2 separate regions of the Mus musculus genome follow, and region 2 is linked to region 1. Evidence: chromatin loops called from intact Hi-C (ENCODE). Cell type or tissue: heart. All regions are shown on one strand. Links, peaks and the distances in the headings refer to the core of each region. The heading gives the core; the rest is flanking DNA.

Region 1 (11,949 bases), core at 1,398-9,397:
GGATTTCCTGGAACTGCAGTTACAGGTGTTAGTCACCATGTGTGTCCACAGAATCAAACTGGGTCCTCTAGAAGAACAGCCATTGCTCAGAACTGCTGAGCCATCTCATCTCTCCAGCCCACGACAGCATGCTTTGCAATTTTAGATTTTAGTATAGAAATGGCCATCCGTTTATATATGAATTATATACTAGAAAGTGTTTTCCTTTAATTAGAAGATGGCAAGATAGGTCTTTTAAATATATATAAATAACATTCTCAAATAATGGTTAGAATAGTGGTACTGCATGGTAATTTCCTCCAAATTAAAACATTCTGTCCTGGCGGGAGACTCCTAAGACTCGGGAAGTAAATGAAACTTAATGGGGCTCAGGAAATAAATAACTCACAAGTCTTAAAAAGTTTCTGAAACTTAAATAATTCAGCAGGTCCCTCCCCAAGGTTATCTCGGCAATACTGATTGCTGGAGAGAAGAGACTTTAGCCTCCTGAGCTGTCTGCAGGTAATAGAGGAGAGCTCCAGGAAGATGCCTTTCCTGAGGCAACACCTCCCCACCCCACCACCCCACCCCACCCCCACCCGCTGAAGTGGGCTTTTCAGTGATGCATTTTTATGCAAGCTTAACACATTTTTTTCTTGTTCCATGTAAATATGTCGTATACCCAGAAGTGTTCCATACTACAAAATAACTAAAAACTCAAGAATTAAAAGCCAGTGACCCAGATAACTCACAAATGGACAACAAATGTTTCTCCAAAGAAGATGCCTAAGAGAAAAACTGTTTCTCGGGCTAGAGAGATGGCTCCAGGGTTGAGAGCAATGACTGCTCTTCTAGAGGTCCTGAGTTCAATTTCCAGCAACCACATGGTGGCTCACAACCATCTGTAATGGGATCTGATGCCCTCTTCTCGTGTGTCTGAAGAGAGCAACAATGGATTCACATACATAAATTAAATAAATAATCTTAAAAAAAAATCAAAGACACTGGGTAGCATATGTAACATCCACAAGTGAGCAGTCAGGCTGGGCACAGTTACATATGTAACATCCACAAGTGAGCAGTCAGGTTGGGCACAGTTACATATGTAACATCCACAAGTGAGCAGTCAGGCTGGGCACAGTTACTTGCCCATAACCCCAAGACTTAGGAGACAAAGACAAAAGTATCAGTTCTAGGTTACCATCAAGACATATTCATAGGGGGAGGATAAGAAAAATACTATGTTGTTCTGGAATATGAAAAGAAACAAAAGCCCAGATTACAGAGGGAAGGTGGGAAGCTGGAAGGGAGCTGTGCACTTCCTGTAGAGCTAGTAAGTACTTAGGTATTTAACAGGATGACCTGGGGTCATTCTGCTAACATTATGCATACAGGAGACTGTAATTTATTGTCCTAACAGAAAAATAACTAAAAAGGCAACACATGGTATAAAATACACTGCTTAAAATGTGTCATTGAGCTGGCAAAACCAAAGCAGAATAAAGAAACAACAAAAATCCCAGACACTCAGAAAGCACAGTTTATTTAGCCAGTTCTCTAAGTGATCTAGGGACTCCTGAGCGGAGACGGGATGGCGAAGACTAGATAGGACAGCTGGAGACCAAACCCTCCAGTACAGCAGGAGCCACTGAAGCCACGTAGGCATTAGGAAGCTGCTCACAGTTGGTTAGCACAGAAAAGCCATTAAACTTACATTCATTGACCATGGCGAAATAAGAAACTTTCCCGAAAATCTACACACATAAGCTGATCCTGTTACAGTTCTAGGACTGGAGCCATGCTGCTTGTCTGGTCACACAACCTCAGCTGGAGAATCTGAGGTGCTTGTGGATTGGTGCTCTCTCCAGCAACAGAGGGAAACTAACACAAACTGCCTGTCCCATAAACAAGCAAACATGACATATAAGCTCGGCTGACAATCATCGTCTCCTAAAAAACAATGAGCCATGGTTACGAGCAGCAAAAACAGTAACACGTTAGATCATACTGAGCTGAGACACAGGGTTAGCTGTCACACATAAATAAGTTATTCAATAAACTTTAGGAAATAGATAGGCTTGAAATACATTTATACTAAAAAGAAAGGGGGGTGCTAGAGAGATGGCTCAGTACTTAAGAGAGCTTACTGCTCTAGGACTTGGACTTGGCTACCAGCACCTACATGACAGCTCACAACTTCCTGTGCCTCATTCCAGATGATCTGAAATGGGTGGACTCCTCCACAGATGTGATGCAAATATACTCACAAAGGCACGATCACACATACACACACACACACACACACAGAGAGAGAGAGAGAGAGAGAGAGAGAGAGAGAGAGAGAGAGAGAGAGAGAGAGAGAGAAGTAAACAGAAGATGTGAAAGGTTAAATGAGAGATGCCTAATAAGCTGAATGGTCTAAATACAGTTAATCAAAGTTTCAAAAGAAGAAAATTGGAGAGTGGGATGAGGAAGGGACAGTTAAGAAGCCCTGTATCTGGGGTTGGAGAGAGGGCTCAGCAGTTAAGAGCACTGGCTGCTCTTCCAGAGATCCTGAGTTCAAGTCCCAGCAACCACATGGTGGCTCACAACCATTGCTAATGGGATCTGATGCCCTCTTCTTTTGTGCATGGAGACAGAGTACTCATATACATAAATAAATAAATCTTAAAAAAATTAATCCAAAGCAGAATAAACACCTCCACACTTACAGAAAGCATGTGGACTTCAAAATGCCAGAGACAATGAGGGCGTGTGGACAGCAAAGAGCTGTCACTCAGAGGAAACCATGTGCGCTCAGAACCCAGACCTCCATCTCACCAAGTACCCCTGGCAGGGCTGGAGCTCACTATATAGACCAGGCTGGCCTCAAACATACAGAGATCCACCTGCTTCTGCTTCCAGTGTTCTGGGTTTATAGGCATGCACCACTGCAACAAGGACAACGAGCTGTGGCTGAGGGGAAGTGCTAGCTCAGAGCCCTGTGCTAAGGAGGAGCCTTCTATAGATGATGTTTGGGCTGAGAACAGAGTGCATTGTAGTTCAACTGTTTAGAGTACATGAGGCTCTGAGTTTAATACTCAGTATGATAGGAAATAAACAGATGGCCTGGAAGTGTGGCCCACACCTTTAATCCCAACACTCAGGAAGCAGAGGCAGACAGATCTCTCTCTGTGAGTTCAAGTTCCAGGACAGCCAGGACAGCTACACAGAGAAACCCTAACTCAACAAACAGACAAATAAAAAGATGTTTGAAAATATGACGCTGAAATAAATTTACTTTTAGAGAAAAGAACAAACACATGGATCATCAATAAAGAAAACAAAAAGATATACTGAAGGATATATTTCAGACAAAAAGATTATCTGAGATGTTAAGATGAGACATGAGAAGAGGGATGAGGAAGGGCAGTGGCCAATGTGGTTCCAGGGCAATACCAAAGAAACATGCCCAGAACTGACAAAGAAAACAAAGGGGTGACCAGAGAAAGAATCTCTGGGAGAAAAAGGAAAAAGAAGAGGAGGACTTCCCTCAAAGGACAAAGGACACCAAGACTTGTGTATTAAAGTAACAAAGGCTGTGCATATCAAACCAGCAGTACAGAGAGCAAGCGTGTGGAGCAGAGAGCCCACCAGCAGGCCCTATGGATGCAACACATCAATTCATGGTGAGGACACCACAGAACAGTGGGGAGAAGGCTGAGCTGTTCAGTGATGGAGCAAAGGCATGAAGAGCAATAGCCACAGAGGAGAAGGTTAATGTGTGTGTGTGAGCGTGTGCGTGTGCATGGTGTTGGGGATTGGATCCAGGGTCTAGTATACACTAGGCATGTACTCTACTACAGAACCCCGTCGTCAGCCTCAGTATTAAGTTTTACTATATTAGACTAATGATTTCTGCTCATCAAAAGATGCAATACATGTAAGCCAAGAATAAGGAAATATTGGCAATGCATACAATGAAAAACACTAGCATGGAAAAATCTTCAAAGGTGAAGAGCCCCTTTGCTGCTGTGGCTATATACTCCAAGTTCTGCAATGAAAACTCCAGTCCACACACTGGGATGCCGCTCAGCAATGAAAAAGAAGGAGGTACCAGGGTGAATCTCAAATAGAATATGTGCTATACGATCCTAATCACAGAAGGATCAATGCAGGGAAGAGAAATAGAATTGGATGTTTCCCATACAATTCTCATGAACTGAGTTTGGTCCCCAAAACCTAAAGGTGAAAAAGGAAACTGATTCTACAAACTTGTCCTCTGACCTCCACATGTATGCTGTGACACACTAGCCCGCAATCATACACACACACTATAATAATAAATGCAGTGGAGTCAGAAGCAATACATTTTTAAAGAGATTAGTAGTTAAAATTTACTATGGGAATTCTCTTGGGGAAGGATGGAGGGAGAGGGGTGATATGACTGGCAAGGGGCACCCTGTGAGCACCAAGCTATGAGTAATATATTGTTCTATTCCCCATACTGAGGTGGGGAGCATGAATGTTCATTTACTTTTTATCTTTTGGTTCTTAGAGACAGGGTCTTATAGTGATAATTTAGTGATTAATTTTGGTTTATTTTTAAAACACACAGCAATATTATATAAGGTATTATAAGAATGTTTTTGTTTTAATCCCAGGTGTGGGGATCTGGGGCTGTTTCCCAGAATCTGACTAGGATTTGCCTCATGCTCTGGCAGGGATGTGATTTGTGTTAGCTGCAGATAGTTTTTGTTGTTGTTGTTGTTGGTTTTTTGTTGTTGTTATTTTGTTTTTTCGAGACAGGGTTTCTCTGTTTAGATCCCTGGCTGTCCTGGTACTCACTTTATAGCCCAGGCTGGCCTCAAACTCAGAAATCCGCCTGCCTCTGCCTCCCGAGTGCTGGGATTAAAGGCATGCGCCACCACGCCCGGCTTGCAGATAGTTTTTATGACTCTGTGACATTTGGAATTCTGGGGATTGTTTGTTTGTTTGTTTGTTTGTTTGGTTGGTTGGTTTTTCGAGACAGGGTTTCTCTGTGTAGCCCTGGCTGTACGGGAACTCACTCTGTAGACCAGGCTGGTCTCAAACTCAGAAATCTACCTGCCTCTGCCTCCCAAGAGCTGGGATCTTTCAGAGGGTCTATAAATGCTGGGGCCCTGAGATAGTCTCTCCATATGGCCTAAAGCTCACTATGCAGCCAAGACCTGCCTCAAGTTTGCAACCGTCCTTCTGTGTTGGCCGATTGAGTGCTAGGATTACAAAAGTATACCACCCTTTCTTACATCTTTTGAATGTTATGAGGAACACATTATAAGCCAGCAGGAGAAAAACTTTCAATGGATTTGCAATGCCATCTTCTGCTCTGATACACAAGTGTTAGAGTGATGTACTAGAGACGGTTCTGCCAAGCTTAGAGGTACAGTTTACCCAGAGTGACAAGCATGTGAGATGCTTCAGGAATCATATAACATCACAGTGCTCCTCTTTCCTTTACAAGTAAAAACCTCAAATTACTTAACAGACAGATGCACTGAAAGCCGGATTTCACACCAAATGATTAAGAGGTTTGTGTAAATGGACCTCAAATTGTAAAGACCTACAATGGCCTCTAAAGCATATATGAAAAACAGATTTTATTTTGTATACACAAATTATCTTGATTCCCAACGGATACCTGTTTCCAGTTACTGCTTGTGAACAGAACTGTTTTGTAAAGTACAACGAATGCTCACCTGTGCTTCACCATCTTTTGGTCGTGGCAAAAATGACTGAGGAATCGTGCATAGAACAAGTGCATGACAGCATGTTCCTTTCCTCCGATGTACAGATCCACGGGCATCCAGAAGTCTGCCAGTGCCGAGCCAAAAGGACTGCGAGAGAGATAAGCAGGCATTTTAATGTCTTCTTTGCCACAACTATATAAATTAAAGCTATGTGTGCTCATCCCTTGAAAATACTAGTGCCAGAAAATATGACTTTTTTTTTAAACAAAAGAAAAATGTACATAATAAGTGAGAAAAGGAGAAGCATTGACTGGACCACAAGCCATCCTCTGACCTCTGCATGGCTCACGGCACATGTGCACACACGCGCGTGTGTGCACACACACACACACTAAACAAATGTAAAAAAAAGGTAATTTTTGAGCCAGGCAGTAGTGGCCCACACCTTTAATCCCAGCACTTGAGAGGCAGAGCAGGCAGATCTCTGAGTTCAAGACCAAACTGGCTTACAGAGCAAGACCCAGGACAGCCAGGGCTACACTGAAAAACTCTGTCTCTAAAAAAGAAAAAGAAAAACGACAAAAAAAAATTTTTTTAAATAAAACAAGAGCAAGAGAAAAAAATACCAGCAACAAAGCATCTCTGTAGGATGTTTATTTGAATGGCTAGTTTTAATTTTTAGTATGACTATTGAGATTTTTAAAATTTTCACCAATAGAGGGCAATAGTAGCATTTATAATAGAAACTAGCATGCTATTAAATGTTCATTTTAAAACAGAAATCAATCTTATTTTTAAAGTGCTTTGAAATAGCCAGCAAGAGTACAAATATGGCTTACTGAAGGAGTGAAACTTATCTAGGGCCTGTTATAAGACATCCCAGTAACTCCCTCATTTTCTGGATGCTTGTGACCAACATGGATATCAAAGATCAGACTTCCTCCTACTCCTGTCCCCTAATGTACAGAGGGGAAGGACTCGCCAGGTCATCTATCTGTTGGCTGCTGCCTTGAGAAAGAGCCACTGTGGCTGGGGAGTAGGCCTCCCTGTTCCCAAGGCAACCTCCATTCAGAAGTTAACTGAGGAACTCGCTTTGGAGGATCTGTGCTCCCTGGCTTTAAAATTTCAGACTTTTCTCCCCAATGCCACAAAGTATTTTCCTGTAGCCTGCTCTTGACCAGCCGGTTCTGAAACACAAACGGAAACTGCTGGTGGTAGGCCAGGAAGCCTAGCCAAGCAGTGTAGCTCTTAGCATAGGCCTCTTTGCAGTTACAACTGTGCTAGCACTCTCAAAAAAAAAAAAGGCAGAACAAGTCTCCCAAATTAACCAACTAAATGAGCAAATAAATTTCCAACTACCTTTCCTTTTTCTTTATGAAAAAAAATAGTTTCTTAAAGAAATCCAACTGCTGCTTGGCATTATAGCATAGACCTTTAATCCCCAAACCTGGAAAGCGGAGACAGGCTGATCTCTGTGAGTTTAGTGCCAGCCTGGTCTACATAGCAAGTTCCAGGACAATCATGACTACACAGTGAGGCCCTGTCTCAAATTGAAAAAAAAAAAAAAAAAAAGTAAGTAAATAAATGAATTCAACTGCTGCTCTGGGCAACAGTAAAGCCAAAGTTGAGGGTGGTATTTAGCTCACAAACAAATTCGGGATAAATGATGTTAACTATTCAATTTATGTTCTACCTAGGCCACCGCTCTGGAAGATTCAAGACAATGCTGGATCCGGGGGCAGCATGGCAGGTGATGTGTGAAGCTGTGCTGTTCACAGAAGGGCTATGTAGGGCTCAGGACAGCTGGGACGCAGCCTGAGAAGGGAACCCTCCCTCACACTCCTCTATGGCTCACGTGGAGCTGCTCTCAGGTTCCCAGTCTCCTTGCATCTTTCTGTTTACTCAGGCTCTCACTAATTTCTGAAATGAACACAAATTATGGAACCACAACTCTGCTGCTCAGAACATGGCTTGAGCATCTGTCTAACCAGAAATACGCTACTGTGCTAAATCCAGAATAGGAGAGTGCTTCCTTTGCTTATTTTTGACAAAGATCCTTTGAGCCTCCTGCCTCCTGCCTCAGTCTCCAGTGCCCAGAATGGAAGCCCTTCATATGTGGATAACACAGCTCCAGGGTATTTCTACCATGCTCAAGAGCAACCTGCTAAGGTCTGAAAGCAGTCTGTGTTCCTGGTTCCTACTGCTCTCTTTTCGGTTTCTATCTTGTCCAAGAAACAGACAGAAAAGTCAAACAGCACTTGAAAGTTTATCAAACCAGTGGTCTTAGCCTCAGTTCTCCCTGCACCCCAGGCCTGAACCTTAGCCACTTTTGTTCTTTTAAAGTCAGGGCCTCACTGTGTAGCACCCAGATGCTTGGAACTCAATATTTAAGCAGACGGACCTTGAACTCACAGATATCCACCTGCTTCTGTCTCCTGGGTGAGGGGAGTAAAGACATTATCACACCTGGTTACCTACTCACTTTTAATTCTATTCCTCTCCATCCTTCCTCTTCTTCTCTCTCCCCCTCCCCCACTCCTCTCTTTGACATGGGGTCTTGTATAGCCCAGGCTGGCCTTGATCTCTTGATTTTCCAGTTCTTGCCTCTAGAATGCTGGGACTATACACATGTACCAGCACTCTTGGCTTCCACTCTTACTTCAACTATTTAAAAATGTTTATATTCATTACTGATTTGCACTTTAGGAGATTTATTGACTATGTGTGGTATGAGTCTACACTTCTTAGCTCTCCCCAACACCGTCCTGCCTCTCTTCAGTACACATAAGGCACCCCTACTGTCCCTACCGTTCCATAGTTAGGGTGTTCACATCTTCCTTTAGCTGTGTTTTCAATTTGTATTATAGATGGAATTTACTGGGCTGAGTAATCTAACTTAAAAATTAATATACTCGCATTAAAAGTGCCTTTTCTCTGGCACTTTAAGCTTTTCCAAGCTGAGAGCCTGGCATAAAGTGCACAGCTGACCAACAATAGCCACCACTGTGTTTAGGGGTTACTCTGGCCCAGCCCCTGGTCTCCATCTACTTCCAGGAGAAGAAAAGGAGGGCACCAGCACAAAGGTGCATCTGCCACCTTGGGTTCTGAGTGGGCATGTGCACTGGCATCCTTCCCACAGCCTTGCTGAGGCAGTGAAAGCTTTGCTACGGTGGAGGCTCCTCTGAATCCTCCTCCTCCTAATCCTGTCTCTGGGTGCCAGTTGCACAAACACACAATGTGGGTGTTTTCTCTGCCAGCTCAGCTCCTCTCTGTCCCACCTAGGCACGTTCCCAGCACCTCCCTTGCATATTTAACTCCATCTTGGTTTTGCTTCATGGAAGATGCAAAGTGCTGCTGTTCCACAGTAGGGACATCACCTTTGAGTATTATGAGGGTCAGTGTATCTGAAGTAGTACCACGCAGAATCCACAAAGGTGTCCATGGTGTCCGTCTCTCTCTTTGCTGATCCCTTGCACCTGAGAAAAGAAATTTATCAGTTTGTTTTTTTTTCTAGGTTTCAGTGCAGTTTCCTACCAGCTGTTCTTGTGAGATGTTGGGCCTGCCAATATTTTACTTTGATCAGTGTAAGTTTGAGTGAGGATGCTCTTAGAGAGCAGGGGGAGGAGGAACGGAATCCCCAAAAGGATCTTTCCATTCGCTAAGCACATAACAGCTGCAGTCTGATTTTCAATTTACAAAGGAAAAGAAGGGTTGTGTGTTACATCCCATATCTGTTAAGCAGTCCACACTGGCCTATGAACACTACAGAAGGAATCAGCCCTCCCACCCCACCTCAGGTCAGATGACCAAACCGGGCCTCGCACCTGCACTTTAGTCAGGAGGCCTGGGCACGGTGGAATTCCTCAGGGCGGGAACTGTCAGAGAAGTTCCTAGGGAATCCTGTGTGCCACCAGAGAGGGGTGCCAATCTCCACAGTGGTTCTCTAAAGGAAAGCCAGGTCTTTATGTGGATAGCATCTTACTTCTGACGATGGAAGTAATTGGAAGATAAGGCACCTTCTTTTTCTTGCCCAACTTGGGGAACACGGAGAAGAACAGAGACCCGGAAGCAATTACATCTGAGTGACACTCATTGTGCTCACTTCCACTACTGTCGCCTCGGGCTTGAAGGCAACTATGTGTTACCACTGATACCAAGCCCTGGATGGTCAGGAAGAGGTGCTGGGGCAGATGAAGGGGGCATGAGGTCCTTCACTGGGTTGAGGTCCCTTCATTGGGTTGGGCTAGGTAGGAGCAGTGCAATCTGGGGCAGCAGAATTGGGTCAAAGGTGTTACAGATGCTGCCTCATTGGGCTCCCAGTATGCCAGGGAATTATGAGGCAGACTACACCAAGCTCCACTGTTCTTCAGGAGAGAGTGAGGTTTCGGCCCAATGCCTTAGAATGCAAAAGTAAATATATAAAGAATAGGCGGATTTCTGAGTTCGAGGCCAGCCTGGTCTATAGAGTGAGTTCCAGGACAGCCAGGGCTACACAGAGAAACCCTGTCTCAAACAACCAAAAAAAAAAAAAAAAAAAAAGAAAAGAAAAAGAAAAAAAAGAAGATATTTCTCTGCTGTCCTATTTGGTTGTATTGGCTTGGTGGCTTACAGCCCTAGATGTTTACCAAATTCAATCAGGGAGTAAAGTCAACTCTGAGGCCTGGGTTTTACCCTTCAGAAATTCTGTGGTTCTGTGAAGAAGCCATACTCTCATGCAAGGCTGCAACGTTGTACTGAATGTGAAAACTCCTTCACAAAGGGAAAGAGAAAAGAACTAGCTTGATGCTAGTCAGCTACTGACCTGCTAGAAAAACCCAATGTCACTCTGAAGTGAGGAAAGAGGAGAGAAGGTTGGTATGCCTCAGCAGGGAAAGGAGTGAACACACTACTATCTTCCCCACACTCCTTGGCCATCACAGGCTCTGTCTGTACTGGCCAGCCATGCAGGGAAGAAACACCATTCACACTTCTAGGAAACTCTGTGGAGTAGAAGTGGCAGACAGTGGGGTATGAAGAAAACCTATATTTTCCTTCCATTGGATCAGTGTTTCGGGCCCCTCCATAGTGCCTAGGCCAAATTCTAGACTGTTTCCTCAAAGGTTCCTACATACTTTTGATATTCCTTTTAGGCTAGTGAAGAAGGTAGCATTTAGCATCTAGTGAGGAGAGGATATCCAAGATACCTCAGGGTGCTGGCTGTGGCTCCTTACCTTGGGCAGGAGCAGTTCACCCACTCCAAAGCCGTGGCCAGCGGGGAGCCTCCTCTGCCCGTTAAAGATGCAATGCTGGGCAAAATCACAGGCAAGTCTTGCAGTGGCACAGGCACAGGGCCACAGGCTGGGCAGTGGACAATGGGGATCGGTGTGCCCCAGTAGCGCTGCCGTGAGATCAGCCAGTCCTTCAGCTTGTTACTTGTCACGTGTCCACCCACTCTCATCCCACGGGCTTTCCGAGTCAGGGCTACAAAGGCATCCTGCCTGGTCATACCTGTAAACTGGAAATGAAGAGAGACAGCTGTAAGATAAACCCTGCCCCTGCTCAGCACCCTGAGCCACTGCATCAGTGTGTGACGCTCATACCGGTCTGCTTCACTGTTGGGCCACATCAGGGCTCCCCTGAACCCCGGGTGCATTTATCTTTATGGGTCTTTTCCTCCTCAAGGTAACACTAAAAATCACATTTTGCAACTGCACTGATAGAAAAATATGACTTTTGCTCATAAAAGTTTGAGGGGTTTCTGTTTGTTTGTTTACAATTTAAAAATTATGTGTATGGGTGTTTTATCTTCATGTATTTCTCTGCACCATATGCTGGGGTATACTGTGTGAAGGTGTGTCTTTGTATATTCAATTGTTAATTCTGTATTGGCAAAGAGTTAACGGCCCATCACTGGTCTCATATTTTGTAAATATTTGTTCCTTCCTCACCTGCCGAAGGCAATCTAGAACTGTATCTAATTGGCTTTAATAAAGAGTTGATGGGTGGGGAGGGGGTGACAGATATGGAATGGGGGGTTGGTGGAGGAGTAACCGGGAAGTGGGTTATCATTTGAGATGTAAACAAATGGAATGATTAAAAAAAAAAAGGAAAGACTTGATGGCCAATAGCTGGGCAGGAAGTAAAAGATGGGACTTCTGGGCAGAGCTGGAACTCTGGGAGAAGAATTGAGAGGTGGAGAGATTCAACCAGCAGGTGAATGGATGGACCAGAACAGAACAGAGAGGTAGACCTGGCCACATGGTGGGACATAGAGCCAGGACTA
Region 2 (11,949 bases), core at 2,426-10,425, 710 kb after region 1:
TCTGGTATCCAGTTTTTTTACATTTAAAGCAAGTGTCAGGTGGAAATTCTCCTGTGACCATCATCTCCTCTGGAGGATATTAGTGGTGCTACCAAGAGCTGATATATGTCTGTTATGAAAAACTTTTTTATTAAACGTTTAAATGTCATATTCTGCAGATCCATGAAGTATTCAAGGACCATTCTATCTATCTAAAGTATATCTGCATAGACAAACTTTGCTTGTTTTTAATTATCCATCCTAGACTTTTTGTGGTAGACATTATTTGGGGGTTCCTACCCCACCTTAGATCATTTAGTTCCCAAATAAAAGACATAAAGTCCCTATATTTATAATAAGCCTTAGAGCACTAGAGCTGGGCAGATATCAACCCTCTGTACTATTTTGTCTACTTCCCTGTCAATAACCCCGAGATATCACTTGCCATGTTCTTCCTGGGCCGCTCTTACTCCAACAGGCTGGCACTCATGGCTATGAGCTCATAATCCCTCTACCCCATGATGGCTAACCAATTAAGAGAGAAAAAGGAAGGAAAAATAAATTCATGTAGATAGTAACCTTCAAAGATGAGAGAAGAGAGGACACAGGGGAAGAAGGAAGCTATCATGGGGTAGACACCTCCAAGTGATATTTACCACAACATTTTGGCAAACCAACATGAGGCAAGAACTTACTTATAACCCAAATTAGACTTCAGATTCCCAGATAAAAGGTTTGTTGTCCCTTTAAGCTAGAAGCCATGACGGTGTCTAGGAAAGTGGGTTGGGAGGGATGGTTCCTTAGCAACGCTGCTCCCCCCCCCCCAAAAAAAAACCCTGCATAGTTCAGGACAAGGGTCAGAACACATGCTAGTTTGGCAAATATGATTCTGAAAGATCCTGACAGAATGTAAAAGGTCACAGAAGCCCTGAAATTGGCAAAATAGATTTCATTGTTAGTAGAAGTAGTTTCACTGATTTAGAAAAATAGAGGTGCACAATGCTCTGTCCACTCCTTGAACCTGTGTGTCTGCCAATGTTCTGACCGTTCCTTGAACCCATGTGTGTGCCCACTGCTGAAGTCCACTGCCAGGTGTTTGTGATATTGGTTGCTGGGGAAGAGTTAGAAAATCTCCCCAGCAACCACAGCCGGGGCCAATCCAGAGTTGCTGCACCTGCACCAGACTCTTTCCTTGTACCCCTCCCATACCCATTTCTTGAGAATAGATATTGTTTAGATCTGGAAATCCCCTACTCTCCCTTCTCCTTTCCCCCCTGAGGGCCTATAAAAACTGGGACCCCTTCCCCCTCGGGGTCGACTCCTCTACCCCTGTGTGGGATACAAGTTGTCCCCAGAGCTCTGGCTTTCCCCCCGAAAAAAAGCCTCGTGTGGTTTGCATCAGGTTTGGTCTCTTGTGAGTTCGTGGGGTCTGCTATTATCCTGAGACTTGAGTGAGGGTCTCCCTTCAGAGGTCTTTCAATTCCAAGGAAGAGCATGAGCTAAGTAAGGTACAGCTGCGCCTCTAGCACCAACCATGCACCAAGCCCTGATGCATCTCTGCCCAGAGCTGGGACATTCTGCTCCAGAGCTGAGCACACACAAAGACCTGCAGGATCTCTGTCAGTGTTACAGAGGCTGCCACTCGGGAAACAGGCTGCATGCCTCCAGCAGTAAAGAGTTATAGAGAGCAAGCATAAAGTAGGGTATCATGGTACTTTGAGCAGTCAGCAGAGTCTCTGTAAGACATGGGGCTGCCCCAGGAAGACTAATGGCAGCTCAGGAAAGCTAACATGAAATAGGGTGTCCTGCTGCTCTGAGCAGCCAGTCTCCTTAGACGCGGGGCTCCCATGGGTGAACTGATAATGGCTCTCCCTAGCACATTATACATAACCCAGGATGAAACCTCTGAGCAGATACACTATGCTTGAGAGTACGCTTGGGCACTAAGATAGAAAGGAGTTTAAATAAAGTTGAATACAGAGAAGGATATTAAATTAAGAGAGAAGAAAGGGGACAGAAGAGGAGACTGCCATGAGAGGAGAAGGACCGTGAGCACGTGGCCAGGGGAAACAGCAAGTAACAATGGACATATGGCTGGGATGTGAGTTGGAATAGATCTATTCAGCCCCATCTAGGATTACTACTTGTAAATGAAATACCTGGATTGTGTGTCTTTTAGATGGGCTAGCTAGAATGCTTAATTCCTTTTACATAGGCTTAAGTTTGAAAACCTATACAGGAGGCTAACTAAGGCTTATTTTTGTAATTAATTACATTAGTATTTAGTGTAGTACAAATATAGTTCTGAACACATTAAAGAATATGATCATTTATAAAGTAACTGACTGTTAACTTGCATGTCCTAATAATCCCTAATGATTGATTAATTAATAGTTTATATTAAGATTCTACAAGCTTTATTACTGTATAGTTTGAGCCTTAAAAATAACGATCTTTGAACTGAAGTTCTTTTAGTGTCAAAATAAAACTTTGAATCATAGATATCACCCTTAAGGAGACTGGCAACTTTACTGATCCTGAAAATAAGTACAGTTAAGAAATAAAAATAGCCTTTCTGTGGGTGAAAGGGTATTTATCCAAACAGCTAAACCTTAAAAGACTAAGAAGCTAGACAGATATTAATGTGAACATGAGTAAACCTTAGGAGCTTATAAATTTTTATTATTAAATATACTATACCTATCAAGCATACTGTTACTTATCTGCATTTTTAGCAGTTCAGTGTTGAACAATTAGTGAAGACATAGTGTCAGGCGCCAGACGTGGGGAAATAAAGTGGGTGGGAGAGATGACCCTCGTCCCACTAGAGCTCCGGGGCTCTGGGCAGGCGGATGTGGGGAACTACCACGTCGTGCTCTTCACGCTGCCTGGGTGGCCGTCTGGCTATGGGAAGCCACGGAACCCCAGTCTGTGGGGGTGGAGAGGGAGCAGTCTGGGGTCCCTGGGCCTCACAGAAGCCAGGGATGACAGGTTCTAGCTCTTGGGACACAGAGGAAGAGCTGAGAAAGAGTTGGGGCACCAGTGTCCCAGGGCCGAAGGGAAAAGGGGCATGAGAGGTGCTGGGTGGTTTCTGGGTCGTCCAGTGTCCCGACCAGCAGGACCCAGTTATTTGTGAGTACGAGGGGAACCGCAAACCTGCAAGAGAAATGGGTGGGGGAAAAAAGAGAGAGATCAAGGACGATTCCTGTCAAGGTCTAAGTTTATTAGGCTGAAAAAGTGAGGTTATAAGTACACAGTGAGGAGAAATAGGGAGGGGCTGAGGGAGAATTAACAAAGAACAAAGTAGTAGGCACCTGGGGACAGGAAGGCTGAATTCTGACTGCAGGCAAGAGGCACCCTGAGTCTTATCTCAGGAGTGTAGATTCCTCCTTAACAGCCCGGGGTGTCAAGCTGGGCTCAGCACATAAGTCAGGTCCTTAGAAGTCTTGGGAGTCAGGAAGAGATAAGGAAGAGGGGACTATAATTCAAATTTTTAGGGTCTAGGTGCCAGGAAGGGATAGGGAGGAGGAGGTGACCGGCTCCTAACACAAGGCCATTTGGCTTATTAGGGTGGGAGACTGCGAAAGGCTTACTTTCTCACGGTATGGTCTCCAACAGTCCAGAGTCTGGCTAGCTCAGTCTGCTAGCTCAGCAGGTGGCTTGGTTTGGCTGTAGCCCATGGCTAGAGCGCAGGAAGGCCTCCCAACTGGAGATTAGATGCACAGCTCCTTAGAGGGAAACCTGCTCCATTGCTCCAGCCAGGTGGATCCTGATGAGAAGAAAACAGAGGAGAGGAGAGAAGGGGAGGGGAGGGGAGGGGAGGGGAAAGGAGGGGAGGGGCGGGGAGGGGCGGGGAGAGGAAGTAGAGGTTGGCCATGGTCACGTGGCAAACGGGGAGAAGAGAGGGGGAGAGAGGGAGCAAGAGGGCTAGAGAGAAAGCAAGAGAGACAAGAGAAGCAAGAGAGTGAGGAGGGGCCAAGCAGACCCCTTTATAGTGGGCTGGGCTACCTTGCTGTTGCAGGGTAATTGTGGGAGGAGCATACCTGGCTATTTCCAGGTAACTGTGGGGGTAGAGCTTGGACAGCCTATGTGACTGATGGCCACAGAATGATGAAGTTGAGGGTGTGGTGTCAAGCATTTGTGTCTGGGGGCGTAGCTCACTGTTCCATCCCTTGTAGGACTTTTCTACTGGGTCTCTGGAGTAAGTTGCTTTCTTAGTCTAAAAGGAGATACAAAAATAAACAGAGTCCATTATGACTAAGAAATTTTGTGATTGTTGCTTTATAACATGTGGTCATTTTAAGGGGGTGAAGTCACAAGCCCTGTGGCCACTTAATCCTGGCGAGGTCAGCAGCTAAGGTAGAGGAGAGCCACAAGGTTGTTATTTTAAAAATTTGTGTTTTGAGTAGACATATTTTTCTGTAAATGAGAGTTGGATCCAAGGAATGTGTGTATAGTTAAATCTAGGTTACATTGAGAGGACTTAGCCAGACTAACTCCATGACAGGCTCCAAATTGGCAGTTCAAGAGACTAGGCCTAAATTTCTGTTTCCCAGAACTGGTCAAGGCTGGGCAAGTCAGTTCCTAGGAAAACCACAGCTTTCAGGCAGTCAATCAGGAACTGTCTTGCCATCTGGCCTGAGGTAAAAACAGAGTGTTTCCAGGTCTTCCCAGCAATGATTCTGGAAAGTTCCCAGACTTCCTCAAATCCCAATCCCAAAGACACCCATAGCCCTAGAGACCAAGCCAACCAGTCATGATAGAGGTCACCTACCGCTCCCTGGAACTCCCCTATTCAGCTTTAAATTGAACCTGTGAGCTTACCTCCTAGTTACCATTTTGATGAATGGTAGTCCCCTGCATGCTGGATTACTGTAGAATATATCTTTCTGCTTTTGCATACTCTTTGAGTCTGGGGTATCATTCTCCATTGATTCATGAATCCTTACAACATATATAGAGAGAACCAAATTTCATGTATATAAAACATAGACACAGGAGGCCAAATAAAACTTATGTTGGTAATTAATCATAACTATAAGCATATATGGCATATTGTGAATATGATTATGAGGTAATTGATAATTAAGTTGTATGTTTTGATTATTTTAATACTTTATTGTAGTAAAAAATATTAAAAATCCTGGCCTGAGGCTTTTACCCTGCCTTAGATCATTTATGTTAGCAGATGAAAGACACAAAGCTTTTATATTTTTAAATAGCCTTAAGCAGCACCATAGCTGGGCCACTGCCTACCCTCCAGGCTACTAGAGTCTACCTTCCTATTGATCCCTTACTGTAGTTCACCTGGGTTGCACTTGACTCCAATAGAGCAGCCCTCTGGGCCATGTTCTCTTGGCTCTTAGCCCATGACAGCTCTCCTCTCCCTCCTGCTCATTCTTCCTTCATTCCATGTGGCTCCTTCTGCCCCTTCCCTCCTCCTTGTGATCCTCTCACTCTAAGCCCGAAAAACTTAAACCTTACCTATGTCTCTTCTGCCCAGCTATTGGCTGTTGGCATCTTTATTTACCAATCACAATTAAATGGGGTCAGGGTCACTCAGTGGCTTAGGTGCAGACTCTCATCTCTGGGGCACCCATCTTGAGGGCCCCAAATTAGCATTAGAATACAAGCAGCATTAGGCCAACCCACTATAGTTTATAATAAGTGTTGTATGATTAGGTTTAAGCTGAAGGCTAAGTCAGGACAAGAAAGGGTTAACAAGTGGGGAAAATGGCAAAGGACCTTGGCTGAGGGAGCTGCTGTCACAAGGCCATAAATTGCATTGTTGCTTATTTTGGACGGAAATGAGGGGGCATTTTGGAGCCATGTCAGCGAGGAGGTGGGACTGTTGGCGTGTTGCAGCTGAACAAGTTTTGGGATCCATGGCAGTGGAGGGTAGGTGAGGCTTTGGGGATTGTTGTAGTAGTAGCCCTACATGGACCTAAGGGAAAAATGGTCACTGAGATCTGTACATGCCTCAGGGGTGGTTAAATTAGCAACTTGGTTTGGAGCAGCCATTGCAATTGGAACAACAGGTGAGTATGCTGTGGTGAAGAAAGGGGAGGAGTAGGTGGGGTTCCATTAGAGGAGGGGACTCTGATTTGGAGTTTGAGTCCTTGGAGGTAAGGGGGATGTGAGTGTGACCATCCTTACTATTAGGACCTGAGCCATAGAAGGTTGGTTACAGAGAGAGGGTCAAGAGCTCAGGCCCCAAAAGTCCTGGACAGAAGAGAGTTCAAACCGTCGGCCCACAAACAGGCAGAAAAATATTAAGATCATGGAGGATGTTAAAGTCAAGAGTGCCCTCTGGTGGCCATTTAGATTAGCTACTGAAGCCAGGCCACAGAACATTTGCCAGAACACATCTGGCATTTTGGACAAAGGTTTGAGACAAATTTGGATACATTTAGTAGCAAGCAATCCAGGAGGTGACTGAGGATCGGATTTAGACTCAGCGTTGTCCATCTCTGAGCTTGTTCTGGAAACCAAAGAGGTGTCCCTCAGAACAGCTTGTGGTCAAACAGTGGGAGGTGGGGTAGCCTTGGAATGAACATTTCCAAAATCCCAAGGCTACCCAGAATAAAGACTGTCTTTGTTCCAGAATGGATGAATTTGCTCTGGATCGGCTGCTGCTTGGCAGGTAATCCCAGGGGTTCTGGATCTGAAAGAGGCACCCAATACCTCTTAGGCTGGAAAAGGTGACTTACCCTAAGTTGAAAATCTGATGGAGGGAGAGAGAGGGAGAGGAGTGGGCACCACACAACAGGGGCCCAGACTACTGGGCTAGGGCTTAAATCCTCCTGGTTTTGTCACCAAGATAATGGGCTTTTTTTCTCCCGGGGTGACTCAGATACAGGCTAGATAAGACCAGGCTAAAAGCAGATAATGGTAGGTTTATTAGGAGCGAGTTCATCAGTCTGGAAGAACTGAGCTGTGGAAGTCACACAGCCTGGCTAGGGCAGAGGTTTTATAGACCTTAGGTGAGGGGTGATGGCATCAGCCACAAGCTGGATTTGTGCCCACATATGGTCAAGAGCTGAGCACTTAGGCAGGGCTTGGGTGGCTGGCAGCAGGGGCAGGATGTTTCAACAGCTGCCAAGAAGAGAACTGGGAGTTCCTTTGTTTGGAGTTTTTCAGCGCAGGGTGGGTTGGGGCAAGGAGGGCAGATGAGGTTTCCCAGCTTGTGCAGCAGTGAGCAGGGGGTTTCAGCCTAACAGTGGGGACCTTAACAGTGGTCCTATACAAGAAACTGGGGTGACCAGGAAACATTCAGCACGTGACCTGCTGGAACCGGAGAAGTCTTTTAAACAATAAATGAAACAACCTGCCACTGTGTAGCTTGTGAGGTTCTGGGACACAGGAGCTGATGGGGTCAGTTTGACTGCTGTGGAGGCAGAAAACCAGAGTAATGTAGCATCCATTCCTCCTTAAGGCAAGGGCTGTCTAACCTGAGACAGTGTGATGGACTGGCTCAGCAGACATTAGAGACACTTTAATCCTCATCTGAGGTTCTCATAAAGATCAAGGGCCAGGGGCCGGGGGCTGAGGGGACTGGGAATTAGAAAAGCTGTGTTCGAATTCCAATTCACTGGGCCAAATAGAAGTATGTTCATAGAGGAGTTAAAGAAGAGATGGGTTCAATAAGGACTGCAAGGCAGCTTTGCTGAGCTCTTTTTGTGGGGGGCAAGATCTTTATAAAGATCTATGCCAAAAGAGGCTTTGGCAGACCTACGTGCTATAGAGCATCATGCAACAAGTGCCTGTAAAGAAAAAGTGCAACCTAGAGGAGAAGAAAGAAAGTCGAAACAGAGGAAGAGGCCTGTATTGCGCAAAGATAAGTGTGGCAAGATTAGTGTCGAGCTGGAGTTCTTAAGGAGAAAATTGATAGAAATGGAAAGAATTGATTGTGTGCTAAGATGTTGGGGACTCCTGGTATCACACTCATATAGCTCTCGAGCTCGGTGCAAAGTGGAGGACTCCCTTTCTCAGCGGGGGTTTCCTGTTCTGTACCTGACTTTACTTGAAGAGTGTCTCTGAGCATAGATGCCTGACCTTATGTAAAGAAAGGCCTTGTGCATGACTGCATGACTCAGCACGCAAGTCCCAGTCTGGCTTCTCACCGTATGATAATTAGGTGCTGTGAGATAACCAACCAGCCCTTTCCTCCAGTACCCCCCCCCCCCGCCCCCAGCCCTTATACACCCTACCTCTGGAACAATAAAGTTGAGCTGCCTCACTGCAGCTGTCTCTCAAGTCCTTCCTTCATACTCACAGACAACGGAACCCTGCTGGAGGCTTCTGCTCCTTCCTCCCTCATGGGCCGGTGGCCATCAGCACCTGAGAAAAGAAACCCAAACTAAGAGGCTTCTGGATGGCTTTAAAGCCAGAGGGGGAGTTCACAGAAGACATAGAACAGTGCAGGTGAAGTTGATCAAGTCTGTCCCAGGGTGGGTAATTATCCCCAGACTAAGGGGGTTCATTTTCCTTATGAAAGGTTATGCTAGAGGTGGTGATGGTTTACCCAGCTAGAAACTCACCTAACAGTTAGGTATGATAAATGGGAAGCCAGTGTGCCAACCCAGGGTCTCTCTGACCCAGGAAGCCAGCAGATGCGGCAGGGGCGAGCAGGCCACTTTCTCCCTTAGATCTAGGTGGTAGGGTTCATCACATTAAGCCAAGTTCACTGTGTCAATCAGGGTGGAAGTGGAGGGAGTCTTCATGGAGGAGCTCCTCACGCACTCTTTGGTACCCAGCCTTGATCTGTGGAGGAAGCAAATGGCACAAGTGGATGGGGCCTTTCGTGCTGTGTTAGCTGTTGCTTGTGTTCCACTTTCGTATCTTTTAGCTGTGAAACTCTGGGGCCACCTGAGGCTGCTCAGAACAGATGACACGGGTTTTCAGAGTGCTTCACCAAGGTTATCTTTGTGATCCCACTATTTGTTATGAGATTGTGATTCAGGTTGGTGGGTTGTCCTGCACATCCTCTGAGAAAAGGTTGTTATCTAGATAACATGGTGCTATCCTCAGTGATGGGTAGATTGGTGGACTGTCTGGTTTTGTGTGTCAACCTGACACAAGTTGGAGTTGTCACAAAGAAGGGAGCTTCCCTTGAGGAAATGCCCCCATGAGATCCAGCTGTAAGGCATTTTCCCAGTTAGTGTTTAAGGTGGAAGGGCCCATTGTGGGTGATAGTCCTGGGTTCTATAAGAAGGCTTGCTGAGCAAGCCAGGGGAAGCAAGCCAGTAAGCAGCATTCCTCCATGGCTTCTTCATTCACTCCTGCCTCCAAGTTCCTATCTATGTGAGTTCCTATCCTTACTTCCTTTGGTGATGAACAGCAGTGTGGAAATGTGAGCTGAATAAATCCTTTCCTTCCCAACTTACTTTTGGTCATGATGTTTTTGTGCAGGAATAGGAACCCTAAGACCACTGGAGAGACATGTGAGGGCACCTTAAAGAGTAAGTCTAAGGCACAAAGTTCACAAAGAGTCAAAAAGGGTATCTTGCAAGGGGAAAAACAGATGCGACCAAAAGCCATAGAGTTGTTGTTTAAAACTCCCAGTACCTGGTTTTAGTTATCGCTCTAGGGGTTGTTGTAGACGCCCCAAGGGTCCCTGAAAGGGGAAGGCCATCGCTATAGTAGTTTGTTGCAGAATTTTCCCTGCTCAACTACATTAGCGTAGAGAAGGTCTGCGATTGGACAGGGAAAAGGGGCGGAGCTAAGAGGGGGTGGGGCGGGGTGTGGGGGAGCCTCTCGGAGGGTAGAGGGAAGAACCATGGCTGTGGTTCTCCTGTGACTTAGTGGCTGGTGACACTCAGTGCTGTGTGCGTTAATGCATAATTTCCATGTTACCTTTTCCTTTAAAACTTAAAAGTAACCTGAGTCCAGTGGGCGAGCACAGTGGTCATGTGACCAGGCGAGCATATAGGTCATGTGACCAGGTGAACTGCCCGCCTCTTACCTGTTACTCAAACTCAAGACTTTCAAAATTCACCAAGTCGCTTTGCACGATGGGTTGATGCGAATAAGTTACCCTCACAGCCATAAAAATGAGACTTAGATGTTTTGAAAAATACAGAAACCTTCCGTAAATTGAAGCTGTTGGAATATCGTTGCAAGCACGACCTCTTGACAAGCAAAGCAGCAATTTCTTACCACAATGGGCTTGACCGGAGTAAGAGGCAGAACACAGGCAAGAAGTTATGGCAGTGAGGTAAAGAAGGTTTGCAAAATTGATTTTCGGTGAATCTACCTGGTGCTGACGGAGTATTTTCATCGTTAACGCACCAACTAGACGAAGCAAACAGCAGCATTTTGCGTTTAAACATTGACTGCTGACTCTGGTTCTGCTTTGACCTTCCCAAACAACCGTTGATTTAAAATCCTAGCAGCTCCACGTGCAGGTTAGTAACCCGCTGAAGTTTGAGCTGATGGGTCATGAGGAGGTGACAGCACAGCCCTTTGCTTCAGAGAACTAGGTCTTTATTGAGCTGGAGTCACCTACTGCCTTAGTTTGCTTTATCTTGCTTTGATAAGGGACGGAAAAGCAACTTGGGGTGGTGGTGGCGGGGGCCGAGTTTATTTGGCTTCCAGCTTCCAGTTCATCATGAGGTGAAGTCAGGGCAGGAAGCCAAAGGCAGGAATTGAGCAGAAACCACGGAGGAAGACTAGCTTGCTTCTTATGGCTGTCACCAGGTACCATCTGCCCAGGGGTAGCTCTGTTCCCCGTGGGCTGGGCTCTCCCACATCAATCTTTAATTAAGAAAATGTCCTACAAATTTGCATTTTGGGGACTCTAGCTGGTGTCAAGTTGACAAAAAAAAAAAAAAAAAAAAAAACTAACCAAGATACCTACCTAACCATTATGAAACCAGTGCAAATTTCTGCATGGAGAATTTGCTTGGAGTGTTCAGCCAGACCTCTTGAGCCAGCTGGCACAAATGTCATCTCTGTGGGCTGCAGCAACCTTGTCTCCATTGCCTTCTGCAAACGCAGAGACGTCAGGTCTCTGTGGCCGAGAAGTATGGTTTCTAACTGCACCTGGCTTTCTGTAATGTGGAAGTACTGCTGCCAGCCTTCCCATCTTCTCCTTTACAGTGGGTTAATTACACACTTTTTCTGAGGCTAGTCATAACAGCTGGAACGAGACGGATCCCAGAGCTTAGCGTCTTCTTTCTTCTAGGAATCTGATGGACATGTTTTCTTTAATATTTGCACGTTTGGCTGAAATATCTTCTCAGTTAATACTCACACAGGTTGGAACCATCCAGAATCTCTCTTTTCCCCTTCTTGCATCCTTCTGAAAATAGTGTTTTTCTGAAACAATGTCATCAACATACATACATTTGCAAATGAATAGTTTACTGCAGTTCTCAAAATGAGATGTTAGTGGACCATTGTCACACATACAAGAGAAACCAATTTTTCATCCATTGCTTTAAACAATTTTTTCTTTCTTTAAATGTGTGTGTGTATGTATACATCTACATACATAATACACACACACACACACACACACACACACGTATGTATATATCCACATGTGAACATGCAGGTACCCACTGCTTGATTATGGGCTGAGGACGGTCTTGGGTGTGAGTCTTCATTTTTTGCTTGAGACAGATTCTCTTTTGTTGTTCTATATAGGTCAGGCTAGCTGGCCTATGAGCTTCTGGGAATTGTCTCTCACACTAGGAGCACACTGAGATGATAAGTACTGTATGTATCAAGCTTTTGTGTGGGCCTGGGACTTGAACTTAGGTCCTCATGCTTGCACAGCAAGTACTTTTACTCACCGAGCCTTCTCCAAAGACTTATATTTATTTCTGACTTCTTTACCCCATAGGAATACTAAAGTCAAGATTCCTAGAGATTTGTCTACCAAGGAGTGGGCTTAAAATCTTTAGTTATTTGTTATCTTGCTCATTTCTCTTTTGTTTGGTTTGAGAGTGTCCCTATGTGTGTAGC

The links. Hi-C counts contacts between places; a loop is a spot of excess contacts. Peaks named below come from ENCODE experiments on the same cell type or tissue, not always from the same donor. Only the 100,000 strongest peaks of a DNase experiment are listed, where the experiment ranks them.
Region 2: a loop joins it to region 1, with 7 times the contacts of the local background. A loop is called at or near these places in 3 of 42 quality-filtered maps.

Annotation. Positions count from the first base shown.
Region 1 is chr9:123,435,349-123,447,297 of GRCm38, reverse strand. It overlaps Lars2 (leucyl-tRNA synthetase, mitochondrial), which reads right to left. Exons shown (of 21, transcript NM_153168.3): 12 at 10,898-11,181; 13 at 9,065-9,163; 14 at 5,697-5,834. Among named protein-coding and RNA genes, the nearest start is that of Gm40586, 23 kb to the left of the region's middle. In heart, for the core only: a CTCF peak has its summit at 6,388 (motif pointing right); a DNase peak (open chromatin) is centred at 6,837.
Region 2 is chr9:122,731,272-122,743,220 of GRCm38, reverse strand. Gm51699 (a long non-coding RNA gene) reads right to left here and starts at 4,198. Exons shown (of 3, transcript XR_003948282.1): 1 at 4,023-4,198; 2 at 3,573-3,748; 3 at 2,678-3,135. In heart, for the core only: a CTCF peak has its summit at 6,294 (motif pointing left); no DNase peak of the experiment used is centred there; H3K4me3 peaks cover 890 bases; H3K27me3 peaks cover 547 bases.